2 separate regions of the Homo sapiens genome follow, and region 2 is linked to region 1. The links are chromatin loops, found by intact Hi-C in ENCODE. Cell type or tissue: heart right ventricle. All regions are shown on one strand. Links, peaks and the distances in the headings refer to the core of each region. The heading gives the core; the rest is flanking DNA. Region 1 holds the start of LOC107985186 (a long non-coding RNA gene). Region 2 overlaps CCDC178 (coiled-coil domain containing 178).

Region 1 (8,346 bases), core at 178-8,177:
GGATAAAGACAATGTGAGATATGGATGTAGATATATAACGGAATGTTATTCAGCCAGAAGAAAGAAGATAATCCTGCCATTTGCAACAATATGGCTAAACCCGAAGGACATAATGCTAAGTGAAATAAGCCAGACACAGGAAGATAAATACTGTGTGACCTCACTTATGTGTAGAATCTAAAAAAGTTGAATTCATAGAAACAGAGAGTGGAATGATGGTTGCCAGGGGCTGAGGGGTGGGAGAAATGGGGAGATGTTGGTCAAAGGGTACAAACTGTCAGTTATAAGATAAGCAAGTTCTGGGAATCTAACGTATAGCATAGGTGATGATTGATGTGTTAATTAATTTGATTGTAATAATCATCACACGATTCATACATATTTTAAATCATCACATTGTATACCTTGAATATAAACAATGTTTGCCAATAAATTTTTGAAGGCGAAAAAATAAAATTGAAGATAAAATATTTTTTAAAGTAAATAACTAAAAAACCAAAAACATAAGAGAACAAATGAATGAATGCTGTAATCATCCAGGATAAGGGGACAAATTGGACCTAATTATCAAATTAGAATAATTCAAGGAAGGTTTATTTACAAAGCACTGAATGCAAAGTCATGAGTAGGCTGTAGAGGAGCCATAAGGGATAGTGCAGAAATCCTGGGCCAATAGGAGTAGAGCTATTGCCACTCCTATACCTAAAGGATGAAGGAGGAAGAAGCATGAAGGTCCATTGATGTAATCTGTACAGGTCAGCTCCCAAGGCAGGGAGCGGGCAATAGAATGGTAGAGCGTAGATCTGGAGGAATAAGCAGAGAATATTCAGTGCAATCAGCTATGAGCCAGGTCCCAAAGCAATGAGCTCTGGAAAAGGAATAATTGCCAAAGGAGCAGGCTCAGCTTCAAGCCATAGAAGGAGAACCTAAATAATTTGGTATAATAGGTAGGAAAAAAGATGTTTCTCACATGGTGTTTTCTGGAGCACAAGCACATGAAAATGTTAATAGTATGACCCCCCCAAAAAGTATCTACTCTCAAGTTTACCAAAGACTGATTTTCCAGCGGGTCAACGGGACGGATTTGATAACCTTCCTTTGAAGGCAACAAGGAGGTGTCATTGACCAATGAAAAGAATTTATAAAAAGGACCTGCATTGGTGTACTATTGACTGGTCATTTTGAAACTATGAACAAAACAAGTTCTTAAAACCTAACTTCTTAAGTCAATGCCAAAATGAGAATTTTGAACTAAAAAAGAACAGAACATGAGCATCTACTGTACTAGTATCCAAAATCGAATAGTCCCCTCTGGGCAAATTTACTATTATGATCTCATAGCAGACAGGCCGTGGCCTCTAATCTCTCAGCTCATGCCTTTTTTCTTTTGCTCACGTTAGTCTGGTGATAAATGATATAGAATTTCTCAGAGAGAGAGAAAATTATGCCCAATATAAAAAGTGGTTGAAAAAAGCTGATTACAGAGTCATTAGCCCCTGTGGGCTCATTTTATTGCTATAAAGTCATCATTCAAGTAGACATATATTTAGCTTCTGCGGCCTTCATTTGTGGTAAGCAAAATAACCTCAGACAGAAAAAAAAAGGGAGCCTAAGTTCAAACTTCCTATTTTTAGTGATGTGACAGCCAATTTACTAAATTAGAAAAGCCCAGAGCAGAAGCAGAGAAATGTCATCAGCTTATGTTCCTTGTGTGTGCTGTGTGCTGCTGAGAGCACATCTGTGGACAGGCTTAATCCTAGGTCACATATTCTATGAGAGGCACTTAAAATCCAACACATGACCAGAAGGTACCAAGGACAGTGAGAAACTTACACATCTTGATATATGAGAAGTAGTTGAAGAGACGAGACATAGCCTGGTAAACAGAGGCCTATATGAAACACACAGTCTTTTTTATTCCATTTAAGGGCTGGATAAGGGAGGTAGATTTATTATCCAGCTAGATCCAGTAACATGTGGACAAACACTTTCAATTGGCAATGAAACATTTGTTCATCCATTTATTCATCCATTCAATAAATATTTATTGAGCAACTATAATTTGTCATTTATTGCGCTAGGTTCTCAAAGTTAAAGGAGAATTTATTAGCAAACACTGTGATTTTAAAAAATCACGAGCTCCTTATCACCGGTGGGTTTGTAGCAGATACTGGATGACTATCTGTGAGTGGTATTATAGAAGGGAGAACTTCCGTCTCCCTGCGAATCACACTCTCTGATTTTTTTTTTTTTTTTTTTTTTTTTTTGAGGCTGAGTCTCGCTCTGTCACCCAGGCTGGAGTGCAGTGGCGAGATCTCGGCTCACTGCAAGCTCTGCCTCCCGGGTTCACGCCATTCTTCTGCCTCAGCCTCCTAGTAGCTGGGACTACAAGGCGCCCGCCACCATGCTCAGCTAATTTTTTTTTCTTTTTCTTTTTTTTTTTTTTGTACTTTTGAGATGGGGTTTCACCACGTTAGCCAGGATGGTCTTGATCTCCTGTCCTCGTGATCTGCCTGCCTCTCTGATTTTAATGTGCACAAGAATCACCCGAAGCTTGTGCAATTGTACATCCTAATGCAATAGATCTGGGCTGAAGCCTCAGATTTTGCATTGCCAAGTTCTCAGGTGATTCAAATTCTGCTGCTCCATGGGCCACACTTTGATTAGCGAGACACAGATCACTGCCTCTCCAGTATTCTATGATTTTAGTGGGAATTCTGTGTCATCTCAGATGCCTTCTCTTGCCTTTCAGATAAAGAAACAAAATTAGAAGACATTTTCTTGTCATATATCCATCAGTAAAAGTGATAGAGCATGCAGCTGGCTTGGAGTCCAGCTCTGCATCCCACCTTCCTACTACAGTCAGATTAAACACATTCAGAATATAAACTGCAAACCATGGGAAAAGGATGTGCAGTAGTGCCCCTTATCCATAGTTTCACCTTCGTCTGTTACGGTAACCCGCAGTCAACTGCAGTCCAAAAATGTTGAATGAAAAAGTCCAGAAGCAAACAATTCGTATTTAAATCATATTTAAATTTAAAAATAATTCATTTTAAATTGTGCACCATTCTGAGCAGCGTGATGAAATCTCTTACACCATCCCACACAGGACATGAATCATCCCTTTGTCCAGCATATCCATGCTTTCTAGGCTACCCACCTATGAGTCACTTAGCAGCTGTCTTGGTTAACAGACCTACAGATCAAAGAAGAAAAGTGAGTACAGAACAATAAAATATTTTGAGAGCGAGGAGACCACAATCGTATAACTTTTATGATGGTAGATGGTAATCGTTATATTATTGATGTTAATCTCTTCCTGTGTCTAACTTATAAATTAAACTTTATCATAGGTATGTATGTATAGGAAAAAAAACATAGTATATATAGGGTTCTGTACTATCTGCACTTTCAGGCATCTGCTGGGTGTCTTTGCAAGTATCCCCCTTGGATAAGGGAAGACTACTCTACCAGTGTCCGGTCCACTCTCCAAGTCTGAGTTCATAGCTCCCCTCCTTGGGCTTCCCTCAGACCTAATCTCGTCTTCTATCAGCACTTTGCATACTGCTCACTATCCAGTACTGACTTTGTTTTGTTTGCCCCACAAATGTGACATTTGGTGCTTTTTTCCCAGGTTCAACCTTAGAGTATTACAGCAATGACCTTAGTACCTGCCCTATTAATTGTCCCACTGTAAGGACTCAGGTCTCTCAGTAAACATCTTTACCCTTCAGTTCAGAGTCAATCTCCCTGAAACTGTTTTCTGCCACAAGGGTCATCCTGTCTTGTGCGGGGATTAGGCAAATAGAGGGTGTTGCAATGAATTTGTCATCTCAGGGAACCCAGAATACTCTCAGGTTTCCAGAAATTATTAGAAAGGCAGAGTTCATCCAGGATAATTTCTAGATACTGTCTATCTTTCTTCTTTAAGTAAAAGCTAAAAGGAGAATGTTGATAGAACTGATATTAGAGATTCATCTGCTAATAATAGTTGCAATCTCCAGAAAAACTGGGATTCCATTTAGTTTACCTTCTGAGGTAACTAAATGTTTACAAGCATAGAGACGTATTCTATTTTACAGGCAAAAGTTCCAAATCTTCTCTATCAAAAATCCATTCTTAGGTGTTTCTGTACAGTTTTGATAAATTTGACTACTAATTAAGTAAATTGAAAAAAAGACAGCAAGAAGACATATAATCATTGGAAGAAACTGGAGAGGTTTGAGTAAGTATAAGCAAATTCTTGACCCATTTTAAACAATATCACTCAATTTTTGCAACACATATTCAAGTTTAGCAACAAAGAGAGGTGAGCTGTTCCATCTCATATTTATGTTCACCATCTATAAACTCCCATAGAGTTTCTATTGGAAATTGCCCCCACTAATAACTTGATGAATTCTATTAATTCTATTAATTTGCCACATATTAGACTTCCTTCCCAGAAAAATTATAAACTTCTTACAGACAGGAAATATGTTTTTTCTTTTGCATTCTCTTCAGTGCTGTGTACCTACTAGGGACTTAAAGAATGTTTGTTGTTTGATTATTGAAGTTAATATAAATATTTTACCGGCAAAAATAATATTATACCTGTTTTCTATTTGGTAAGGAGTGAATCTGTTGCAACTGGTGCTAAGGAGGCAGGGAAACTGTAAACATGGCAGAGATCTCTTGGACTACTGTTTTGAATTCTAGAAAGAAGGGCGGGGCAGATATTCTCGGGGGTAGATGTGTCAACCCCCTGCCATTAGAGGGAGTAAGAGCAGAAGGAAACTGAGCAGGCCTTTACTGTCTCTCATTTCACCACATTGCCCCTGGTGGCCCACTGCTTCAGAACTACCATGATATCTACCTGTACCTAAGAACAAAATGATGTGAGGACACCTTGTTGCTAAGATATTCAGCCAAAAAGACAGGTGTGTGTTGCATGGACCATGTTTGTGTGGTGATAATTTGAAATACTTCATAATGAACAGCCATATGACTTCCTTTTTCTCTTTCCAGATATAAAGTTGTGCCACTCTCTTTCCCATATTCCTCTTCTCTGGCTCCTCAGTCATCACTAAGAGGTCTCTGCCTCTGTCTGGGTCCTGGGCTCTGTGATGGCTAATTTTATGTTTTACCTTGGCTGGGCCCTGGTGCTCAGATATTTGGTCAAATGTCATCTGGTGTTTCTGTAAGAGTGTTTTTGGGTAAGACTTACATTTAAATCAGTGGCCTTTGAGTAAAGCAGATTTATCTCCATTTTGTACGTGGGCCTCATCCAATCAGATGAAAGTCTGAAAAGACCAAAGACTGGCCTTCCCAGAGCAAGAGGGAATTCTCCAGCAATTGGCCCTGAGACTTGAACTGCAACATCAGGTCTTTCCTGGATCTCCAGCCTGCAAGCCTACCATGGAGATTTAGGACGTGTTAGCCTCCATAATCACATGAGCCAATTCCTTAAAATAAATCTCTCTTTATATGTATATACACTTCCTGTTGGTTCTGTTTCTCTGGAGAACCCTGATGAATGCAGCTTCTTTCACTGTGATATTTGGAAGTTGATTCTTTCTCACATGGCCACAACAGTCACAAAACATTAAAAGAAAAACCATCCAATGGAGAAGACTCTGACATAAAATTTGCCTGTCCCCAGTTTCTGAAAAGACTTAAGCACAGTGCCAACGAAGGAAGCAGCTGAATAAACTGGAGTTTTCTGTTTCTCTGACAGTACACTTCTCAAGCAGGACTCGGTAGTACATGAGTTAAACTTCCGCTTCATCCATCTGCCAGGACATAAAGGCTGTTCTGTTAAAGTTGGTAAGAAACGAAAGAGTGAAAGGAAAGACAGTTCAGTTGATAAGAGTGTCATGGAAAATAGCTGACGCTCTGTAAGTAAAGAAGATGGAACTGAAAAAGTGTGCAACAGCAATCAAATGTATCAGATCTTAACTACTACCTGAAAACAGGCATGACAGAAGCTGCAGCACTGGCATAGGAAAGCTAGAAGTTCATCAATGACTCTCTCTTACAGCATCCTATTCAAGTTTTTTTAACTTGATTTTTGTCCAGCACTAAATAGAAAGATCTGGAAGAGTAGTGTTTGTTCATGTTTACAGGCTGTCAAAGCAATCATTTTTCCGGGTGATCATACTCTCAAAAACCTTTTTTTCTCCCTTCAGGTAAAGATTATGATTGACTATAAAATAGCAATAGAGAAAAGATCAAATTCCAACCACTCCTTTTTTTCAATAAGAAAACTTGAGATTTCCTCTACCAAAATTGAAGTCTCCCCATAGTTTTTTTTTTAGTAGATCTTAGACTTTTGTCAGCAAGCCTATTCACAGTTTCAGAAACCATGAAATCCTTAGTCTTCCTACTGCTAAACTTTGAATTCATTTGTAGTTCAACACATCTGTTATTTTCTCCAGGCAGAAAAAAAAGGAAACCCACTGAAAACTCTGATTTATACTCCCAAGTGTCCTTAAATTCATCCTAATACCTCTCCTTCCCCACACCCTTTTTTTAAGTTTGTCTCACAAACAGTGATAAGCCCAAGGTTACATATTATACACAGTTTTCAAATCAATATTACCTTATATCACATTGCTGAGCAGTTTAGGGCTTTGCGGCTAGCTACCATGACAATAGATGCACAGCCTGGAACCAGTTTTAGTTAATTAGAGTCAATCAATCCAAACTTTGCTAACTTACTCATGTGAAACAATAGTATAATGAACCAAAGTCGGCAAGATGATTGGGAAACACAAATTATTACACCCTGATAAATTAAATGTGACTATTACAAAACCTTCTTTCTAAATGAATACTCAGGGAGGAAATATATGGGTATTTAATATAATTAAGAATCCAGGGAAAGTAAACTTAAAGCAGCTATTAAAGCTCCTCCTTTTTCTTTTTTAAGAAAGAAAATCACTCAGAGGTTGTCGAATGGGAAGATCTTGTGGCAACTTTATGAGTATTCATTTGGGAAAATATCTTCCAGTAGAACCCATGTGATCTGTAGGTGAAACAGAGGGAAAACAGGACATGCACTCTTGTGGGCTCTGGAACCATAGTGAGATGGGCATGCTAAGCTGGGGAAAGAATAAAATGAGAAGAGGTGGATGGGCTTGAGCTCCTGTGTTTGTGTGCATGCAGTGTCCAGAGCATGGGTTTATGTGACTAAGATGTCAACACTTTTGATCATTGTACAAAATTGAATAAAAGCATTTCCCCTGAATTCTGGAAAATCTGACATGCTCTATCTATTATTGGTATTTGTGGCACACATGCCTAGAGTTCAAGGCCTACGCAGACTAAGTAAAATAATTAGCCATTTAAAACAAAACCCAAGATTTACTCTCCCATGAGCCAAATTTAGCTGTTGTTTTAGCCCAAGATAACCTATGAATCCTATCAGAACTATTACTTTAAGTTAAAAAACTACGTTGATTGAACACAGTTAAATGGGAGATAAGGAAGCTCTCGCAGTGCATATTGACGTGAAGGTATAAGGCGTCCTATTTAGGAAATGAGTGATGGGAAGGGAAAAGGGTTTGGATAAGAAGCAGAGTGGGGTGGAGAAAGGAAGTTTGAAAAAATGCAGAAGGTTGAGCTTTAAAACAAGATTCTTATGCACCAGCTTAGGCTAAGGTCAGTTTTCTTATTTGCTCTTGGCAGTGAAACATGTTGCATAAAATAGCTTTGCAAGAGGCAGTGTTGAAAGAGCTCTGATGACCTGGATGGGGGTCCTCTTCCAGCCAGTCCCACCTGGCCTCTGTTTTTTTAACTGGGTGCTGAGAGCTATGACCACTGAAGAAGCTACCAACTCAAAATATTTCAACCCCAGGTGCAATTTCTAAAACAGTTTTTGATCATTTACTATACTGACATGTTAACTAGTTATCAGATAACGTGATAACAAGTTATCTTGTTACTTTTATCATAATCAGGTAATCAAGATATACACCAGAGATATTTACAGTGCGGAACATAACATCATATGTTAGATTTCATTTCTTTATGTTGAACTACTATCCAATTTTCTTATAATCTAAATTATGGCTAACTTACAGCCTTTATATACTCTCAAGTTCATGTATTTTATTGTCATTTCCAGGCTTGTAATAAAAGCAATGTAAGGATTGGCCACACATCTATAGTAAGACTTCGTGTCTGTGTCTCCATGGATTGGGTGGGAAACTCCATTTGTTTTATTTTCTTTATTTTTAAAATATAATTACTGCAGTGATAAAGTGGCTCACTCTTCTTTATGCTGTAAATGAATAGTCAACATAGTTTGAAGCATCTAAAAGACACAGAACAGGAGTTATGTCACTTTCAATGTCCTATAAT
Region 2 (8,346 bases), core at 111-8,110, 54 kb before region 1:
TGTCATACCTATTTGATATAATCAATCATTCTTTGCAGCATCTTAGTTGTTTTTCCTTAAATATTCTTTTGAATAGTCTTTTTGTCTTTCGTGTGCAAATGTGTTTGTGTGCATATGTTATTTTATTGGATACTGGTTCTTCTCTCTTTAAGATTGTCTTTAATTCTTCCTTTTCCTGGTTCTTGTTTTTCCATAGGCCTATTAGCTATTGATTTCCCCGCAAAAAAAAAAAAAAAAAAAAAAAATCTTTTTTGAGATATTACTCTTTCTTAGTTGATCCTTAAAAACTTCTCTGTTTAAGAGGCTTCAGTTAACATGTGAATATGGATAAATTCAAGGCCTTTATGGCTACCTCAAGCTAGAATACAGACAACTGAATAAAAACAGACACTGCATACAGCTGCTTCTCCTCATTTGACTTGTGGCTGTAGAAAACATTACTATTCAGTTTGCTTTGTTTACACATGCTGAAGCGCTCCCACTTGCAAAATTTACCTTGTTGTTAAGGAATTCCTCTACAGCTCATCTTTCCATTACTTGCTTTTTATCATATTTGTGGCTACTTTAATAGTATTAATTTATTATTTTCTTTGGCAAACAAATCTTTGTTCATAGGTGTAGTTCCGAGTATCCTAGGATCTCTTGGGGGAAATAATAAGGTATTCTGAGAGCTAAGCTGGCTCCAAATAACTACAGCCTTGGAATAAGAAAAATACTAGAGAAAATTAAAGTGGTATTTTGCTGTAGGTGACTTTTCACTGAGATATCTGATTCCACTCAGTAAGGCTAAGAGTTCATCCTACAGCCGTTCTTTGAAAATCGTTTATTTCTGGCTTATTGCTGTGAACTTTTCTTGTCTTAATAGTCTATTGTCCAATTTTTGTACAAGGTAGGCTCCCATTTGTTGTTGTCTTAAAAATTCCAAATTACAACGAACTAGTAAAGTAAGGTCTGAGGTAGACAATAATTTGAAAACCTATGCTATGTGGTAAGGTTTTATCATGCACTTCTTACTAATGTCTAACAAGCATATCTAGATGTTCATTTTGCATCACAGCCTATTTTCCAGGAAACTCTGTGGCAAAGGTCTACGGAACCCTTGGGTGTTTCTAGCAGTCTTTATGACTATCCTTAATCTAGAAGTGACTGCTAAAATATCAGAGAGAGAAAGAGAAAAGCCATTGAACTTTAACTGATATGGCATCATGGTTAATAACTTAAACTTTAAGTTAGACGGAATTGAATAACCTAAAGCAAGTTAACCTCTTTAAAATATAGATTTCTCAGCTGTAAACGGGGGTTAATCAAAGAAGCTATCTCAACAGGCCCACTGTGAATACAATCAACCTATGAACTGTGTTGTTTAAATAAGTCACATTGACAAGAATTGAGAAAGTTGACAGATTATTTGTCTTTGTTAAGAAAATAGCAAAAATCTAATCTCTTCAGAGCCTCCACCCACAACAGACAATTTATAGTTAAGCATCATTTAGCAAATTGTATTTATCTATAAGATTATGGCCTCTTCATTCAGGATGTTTACCTCAGCAAACAATGTATTTAGGTAGTATATAAAGAACTATACTGCAATATGTGTTTCAAAATATATTTCCACATGTAATTTCAGAAATGAGATATCCTGTTAGTAAAACTGATTGATAATTTTATTTTTTAAGCAAGTAAAATTTCCTTCACACTCATTTCATTTTTGCCCTTTAAAAAAATCTGTAAACTGCAAGGTCATATTTTAATAATAAAGACCAGTATAAAAATCACACAAATTTCAAACATATATATGCTATGAAATTATTTTCAGGAATATTTGTCATGGTTCTTTTTTTCTGCTATTAATGTTTACTTGACACAAATGTCAGCTTCTTTAGCCTTGTCCACTGTTTCAAATTGAAGTAATATCTAATTTAAATATACATGTGCTCTGCATCTTATTGTTAAAGCAAATTTAATTAATATTATTTAAATCATTGATGCATACATTAGGTAATACAGGGCTAGTGCTACCTCCTATGGATCATTCCTGAACCCCCAATACCCAGACCCTTCTCCTGTCCCTGAACAATAATTACAGTCTTAATATGACTCTTTATGTAGTTGTGAACATACACAATGAACTAAACTTTTCAAATGTCTTAATGAGTATATCAAGATACAGCATACCTCCCCACATTGACTGTCAGGCTTGGCTAATACTAAAGAAAACACAATTTTTTTTAAGTTTGACAAAATTTCTCTTCAAATAATAATGCTAAGTTTTAATTTAATAGCCCAAATTATCTGAAATGCCCATAAACTGGTTCTGGACAATGTAATTCAGCATTTAGTAAGCTGAAATACCTATAGTTTTCAAAGTCTTTTCTTCTTCCTAATCAACTAACCAAAAATAGAGGCTTTATTTTCCTGGGAACCAAACACAAATACATATGTGTTATTTATAACAATGCATAATGAGGATAATGATGGTAAACAATTTACATGCAATACCAAGTATTTAGTTAAGTGAATTGTTTTATTGAAATATATATACAAAAGCATTCCCAAATTTTACATACACTCTTTATTGATGTTTTACAGAGGATCCTGCATATGTAACCCATCAGATAGCCACATTTTTCACATGTTTTTACTCTGGTATGAGGAAGTATTTAATATAAAAATTGTGTTTGATATTATATGTTTGGATGTGAATTTTGTTTTTTCATTCTGCAAAATATGCTAAAAATGAGCTGATATCAGCAATTATCCACATCCCCAAAACCAAGAGTTTTCAGTGACAGAATGTATTATATTGTATAAACATATGATATATACATTCATTATAAATATATAATATAAGCATTCATTATAAATGTTTGGGATTTTTAAGAAACTGTTTTTACTGTTAATTTTATGTTTATCCCTTTGAAAATGCCTTATTATAATAATTCTGTATGGCGTGCCTACGGTAACTGGTGAAGGGCAAATGTACATTGTTTTGATAAAACGTCCACTGTTTTCTTTTGGTTTTTATATTAAATTTCCAAATGATCTAGCACATGTCATAGGTGAATTCTTTCTTTTTCTGTACAGATCCTGTATTAAACATGTCACTTCTTAACACCGCATCCACTATGCTTTAGTGCAGTGAGATGTTTCCATGTCACATGGTCAGAGGGAGGTAGATTAATAGGGAGTTCTAGCTGGAAATTTCTTCCTTGTTATTGTTCTCCCTCAGCAGTTGATGGCTAAGTTAATTCTCTTTAGTTTTGTCATGCTCTAAAGCACACATTGCCAAGCAATGGTAAGCTTTATGAGGAAAAAAAGCAGTGATGGTGTCCATCAAAGTCTTAAAGTTGCATTTTTAAACTTTGGCTTGACCTGATGTGCCATTCAAAACGGCTTCAAAAGATGATTTTTTTCAAGAAAGGTTCAATATGTCCCAAGGCTATCGGTTTTGAGTTAAACTGGGTGAAGTAGAAATATTTTACTCATCAGCTTTGCAGTCACAGAGTTTGCCTCAGCTAGAACAAAACTGCTGAGGCATTTAGAGAAAATTAACCCCCCATCCTGGCGGCCAGATGTGACTGGTTTCTGATGAATGCACATGAGTGGGCTGAAAAATCAAGAGACTGTGAAATTCCTGTCAGGTCCGTGCAGTGCAGAATGGGCTATTGACTGCTTTCTATATTTCCCTCCATCATTCTTCTTGAACACTGCCATTAATTTCCTCTCCTCCTCTGACTTGTGTTTTCTCCCCTCCCTCTTCCCTTTAGCTCTGTCAGCTGCAGAGAAGGATGCACACACTGTGGCAGGAGCACTTCAAACTGGTGGTCCTCTTCAGCCAGATGAGGCTGGCCAACTTCCAGACAGACTCTCAGGAGAGTATTCAGAAAATATTAGCTGTGCAGGTAGGTGATTGCAGGGAAGTAGGAAAGATCATTCTGATCTAGATTGAAAAGCAAATGATGGGTAGTGTGATGAAGCATTAAAACCATATCCCATCAGAGTTTTATAAATTTTTAACCTCTTTAATAAACTGGAATTGCATGAAGAATGAATTCAGTAAGTTAGCACATATACCATGCATACTTTGGGAGAAAAGGGAGATTGGACTTATTTCTCACAAACCTCAGAACTGATTTCTATAAATACATTTAGTATAAATAATTTTTTTTCAAATCTTCAGGCTTTGCAGATGTCATCCAGCTGTTTAAAAGATGTTGACACAAGATACCTTGTGCTGATTTTGTGCAAAATCCACTTCAGTGAAAATAACCCTCTTATGTTTACTTAGTTTAACTGTTGTCTTTCCTTTTCTATTTTGCAAGAGGCTCATCCTAAGCAGATTTGGAAATGACTTTATTTGAAAGATAAGCAACTTGAGACTAGAAAGTAGCTGTGGTTCTAGATGCATGTGAGATTTTACTCCTTGTTTCAATAAAAACATTTAGCAGATACATTGTTTCATTTTAAGAATGATATATTTTAGAAACCCACATTAAATATGTGAAGACAATTCTTAAATATTACTTAAACTTTTAAAAAATTAATGTTTTACCATATCACATGTTACTACCTGCATAAAACATGACCTCCCAAAGAAAAACACATACTACCTTGTTCTATTAAGTAACAAAAACTAGAATGCCTGTTCTGTGAAAAACAAAAACATAAAATCACACTTTTCAGTAATATGAAATGAATGCTGAACCCTAAACCAAATCTTTTTCTAAACATTTTATTATACACGCACTTCATATTACTTTTAATTCAAGTAAAGGAAGATTTTGCAAAGCACTTGAATAGCTATGAAGCGATTTCAAATTTCATTTTTGCTGTTGTCTATTTTTTGATATTTTCTTCTGAGGATTGTGTGTGTGTGTGTGCTTTATATATGGGTTGTTTTGACAGTGGGTTATAAGAAAAAATTTAAAATAATAGAAGAAAAAGGAAGATTTTGAAAGGCAGTGCTTAAAACATGTAGATTTAGTAGAAATTTATGTACAAACTTGAGTACAAACTACAATTGCATTATTTTAGAAGTCAGGAGCATCTTGTTTTCCTTAAGTCTGTTAAAATGTAACACATTATATTGTGGCTGGAACCTGTGAATCTCTTTTAAATATTTAAAAGTAATCTGCATGTTCTAATTAGTATCTTAGAAAAATCTATATTTTTGTCCAAATGTTTTTAAAAATCTACAAATGATAAATTCTCACTGTGAATTATTATGTCTTTTCAAATATTAAAAATGTCATTAGAAATTATTTGAATATCAGTAAAGTGATTCTCTAATTCATACCTTTCAATAATCCTTGTTTTAATTTTTATGAGAATTTCACCAACATATTGTTTACCAAACTTGATTTTAAATTGCTTATTTGTATGGCTGTTACATAACAGTGGAAATGAAGGGATGGGATAGGTTAGGTAGGGAAACTCAACTACTCAGCACCTAGAGACACAGCAGCAAGGTTGGATTGTATTTGGGGAACGTGAGCAGCATAAATTAGTGCCTCATTTTCTTATCTATTGGAGATGGCTTCCATTTAGAATATTTCAATTTTGGCTTTTAATAAAAATGTGAAAATACAATTTTCAAAATCTTACTACAAAACAGTGGAAATATGCAATCCTCTGGGGAAAAAAATCAAGTCTACAACCTTCAGCATGGTACACAACAATCTTCATGACCCAGCTTGTGCTAATAATCCCAGCTTCATCTTCTCTCTGCTTCAGTTCTTTAGTATGTTTCAGCCACTCCAAAATTCTTGCTAATTAAGAAACTTGCTGTGAAACTCATTCTTCTTCTTTTGTGTTTATACTCTTCCCTGTTTCTGCAATACTCATTTTTATCATGCCTGTTTAAAAACACCTGATCAAGCTACCATTGACTTTCTTCACAGAATTGGAAAAAAACTGCTTTAAATTTCATATGGCACCAAAAAATAGCCCGTAGAGACAAGACAATCCTAAGCAAAAAGAACAAAACTGGAGGCATCATGCTACTTGACTTCAAACTATACTACAAGGCTACAATAACCAAAGCAGCATGGTACTGGTACCAAAACAGATAAATAGACCAGTGGAACAGAACAGAGACCTCAGAAATAAAACCACACATCTACAACCATCTGATCTTTGACAAACCTCAGAAAAACAAGCAATGGGGAAAGGATTCCCTATTTAATAAATGGTGCTGGGAAAACTGGCTAGCCATATGCAGAAAACTGAAACTGGACCCCTTCCTTACACCTTATACAAAAATTAGCTCAAGATGGATTGAAAATTTAAATGTAGAACCCAAAGCCGTAAAACCCCTTAGAGAAAACCTAGGCAATACCATCCATGACATAGGATGGGCAAATTCTTCATTACTAAAACACCAAAACCAATTTCAAAAAAAGCCAAAATTGGCAAATGGGATCTAATTAAACTAAAGAGCTTCTGCACAGCAAAAGAAACTAGCATCAGAGTGAAGAGGCAACCTATAAAATGGGAAAAAAAGTTTGTGATCTACCCATCAGACAAAGGTCTAATATCCAGAATCCACAAGGAACTTAAACAAATTAACAAGAAAAAAACAACCTGATGAAAATGTCGGCAAAGGATATGAACAGACACTTCTCAAATGATGACATTTATGCGGTTAACAAACGTATTAAAAAAGCTCATCATCACTGATCATTAGAGAAATGCAAATCCAAACCACAATGAGATACCATCTCAAGCCAGTCAGAATGACGATTATTAAAAAGTCAGGAAACCATAGATACTGGCGAGGTTGTGGAGAAATAGGAATGCTTTTACATTTTTGATGGGAATGTAAATTAGCTCAGCCATTGTGGATGACAGTGTGGCAATTCCTCAAGGATCTAGAACTGGAAATACCATTTGACCCAGCAATCCCATTACTGGGTATATACCCAAAGGATTATAAATCATTCTACTATAAAGACATATGCACATGTATGTTTCTTGCAGCACTATTTACAATAGCAAAGACTTGGAACCAGCCCAAATGGCCATCAGTGACAGACTGGATAAAGAAAATGTGGCACATATACACCATGGAATACTATGCAGCCATAAAAAAGAATGAGATCATGTCCTTTGCAGGGACATGGATGAAGCTGGAAGCCATCATTCTCAGCAAACTAATACAGAAACAGAAAACCAAACACCGTGTGTTATCACTCATAAGTGGGAGTTGAACAATGAGAACACATGGACACAGGGAGGGGAACAACACAAACCAGGGCCTGTAGTGGGGTGGGGGGTAAGGGGAGGGAGAACATTAGGACAAATACCTAATGCACGCAGGGCTTAAAACCTAGATGATGGGTTGACAGGTGGAGCAAACCACCATGGCACATATATACCTATGTAACAAACCTGAACATTTTGCACATGTATCCCAGAACTTAAAGTAAAATAAAAATAAATACATAAATAATAAAATATAAATAAATAAAACCACCTGACCCAATTCAATCACTTCCTCTACAAAATGATTCTGAGTCCTTCCCCAACCTTTCTGTGCAAGATGAATTAAATTCTACCTTACTTGTACCCTGTATATACCCACGAACCACAATTGTATTTTCAGCAGCTAACCACTCCTACATGTAGCTTGTCCTCCTTTCTGGAAGATTCTAAGCTCCTTCAGGCCTTTATACCATCAGTGAAATCCTTTCAATTCTCCCTGGGTTGTATTTTAGGGTGTATTGTAGCAAGGCTACTAGGGGGCTTGATAATACCCTATGTCTATCTTGTTTTCACTTATATCCAATTGTTTTAAAGGAAAACATGCTAGAGTGACTTAATGTATTTGTGGAGTGAATCTGCAGGTATCAATGTATACAACATGATCCAACATGACTAAAAATTGCATAACAGACCAGATGCTATTGGTTTTCATTTTCCTGTGGCTTAGTATCTCGATTCCTTTAAGTGCCGATGTCAGGGGGTCTAAATAATGTTTCCTATTCTCAAGGTAGTATTAAAATGATGCCATAAGATTTCGGTGAACTATTCAATGCAAAAATCATTTGATGAAGGTTTTGTAAAGTAAATTGTATATAACCAATATTGAGGAAAAGCAATTCAAAAATCAGTTAAACAGAAAAAAAGAAATTTTGTTTTATCCTTGGCCTTGGAACAATTCCTTACAGGGCCACACAAAGGCATGACTGGCAGATCTACAGTTGGCAGAAAACCAGGTGGGCCAGATAAGCTTTTGAATTACATGATCAAGCAGAAACCAATAAGATGAGTTATAACTGGAACAAAGAATTGGTGTATCTGACTTTGAAGCCCTTTATATGAAAAAGATTTAGGGATTTCAGTTGA

Evidence for each region. A loop is a pair of places that touch in the nucleus more often than their neighbours do. Peaks named below come from ENCODE experiments on the same cell type or tissue, not always from the same donor. Only the 100,000 strongest peaks of a DNase experiment are listed, where the experiment ranks them.
Region 2: a loop joins it to region 1, with 4 times the contacts of the local background. A loop is called at or near these places in 2 of 110 quality-filtered maps.

The regions. Positions count from the first base shown.
Region 1 is chr18:32,916,442-32,924,787 of GRCh38, reverse strand. It overlaps LOC105372058 (a long non-coding RNA gene), which reads right to left. Exons shown (of 10, transcript XR_935361.2): 10 at 8,071-8,299. It overlaps LOC107985186 (a long non-coding RNA gene), which reads right to left and starts at 5,385. Exons shown (of 3, transcript XR_001753401.1): 1 at 5,210-5,385; 2 at 3,164-3,199. In heart right ventricle, for the core only: a CTCF peak has its summit at 4,770; no DNase peak of the experiment used is centred there.
Region 2 is chr18:32,970,103-32,978,448 of GRCh38, reverse strand. CCDC178 (coiled-coil domain containing 178) reads left to right here. Exons shown (of 23, transcript NM_001105528.4): 22 at 3,768-3,902. Among named protein-coding and RNA genes, the nearest start is that of KLHL14, 200 kb to the right of the region's middle. In heart right ventricle, for the core only: no CTCF peak of the experiment used is centred there; no DNase peak of the experiment used is centred there.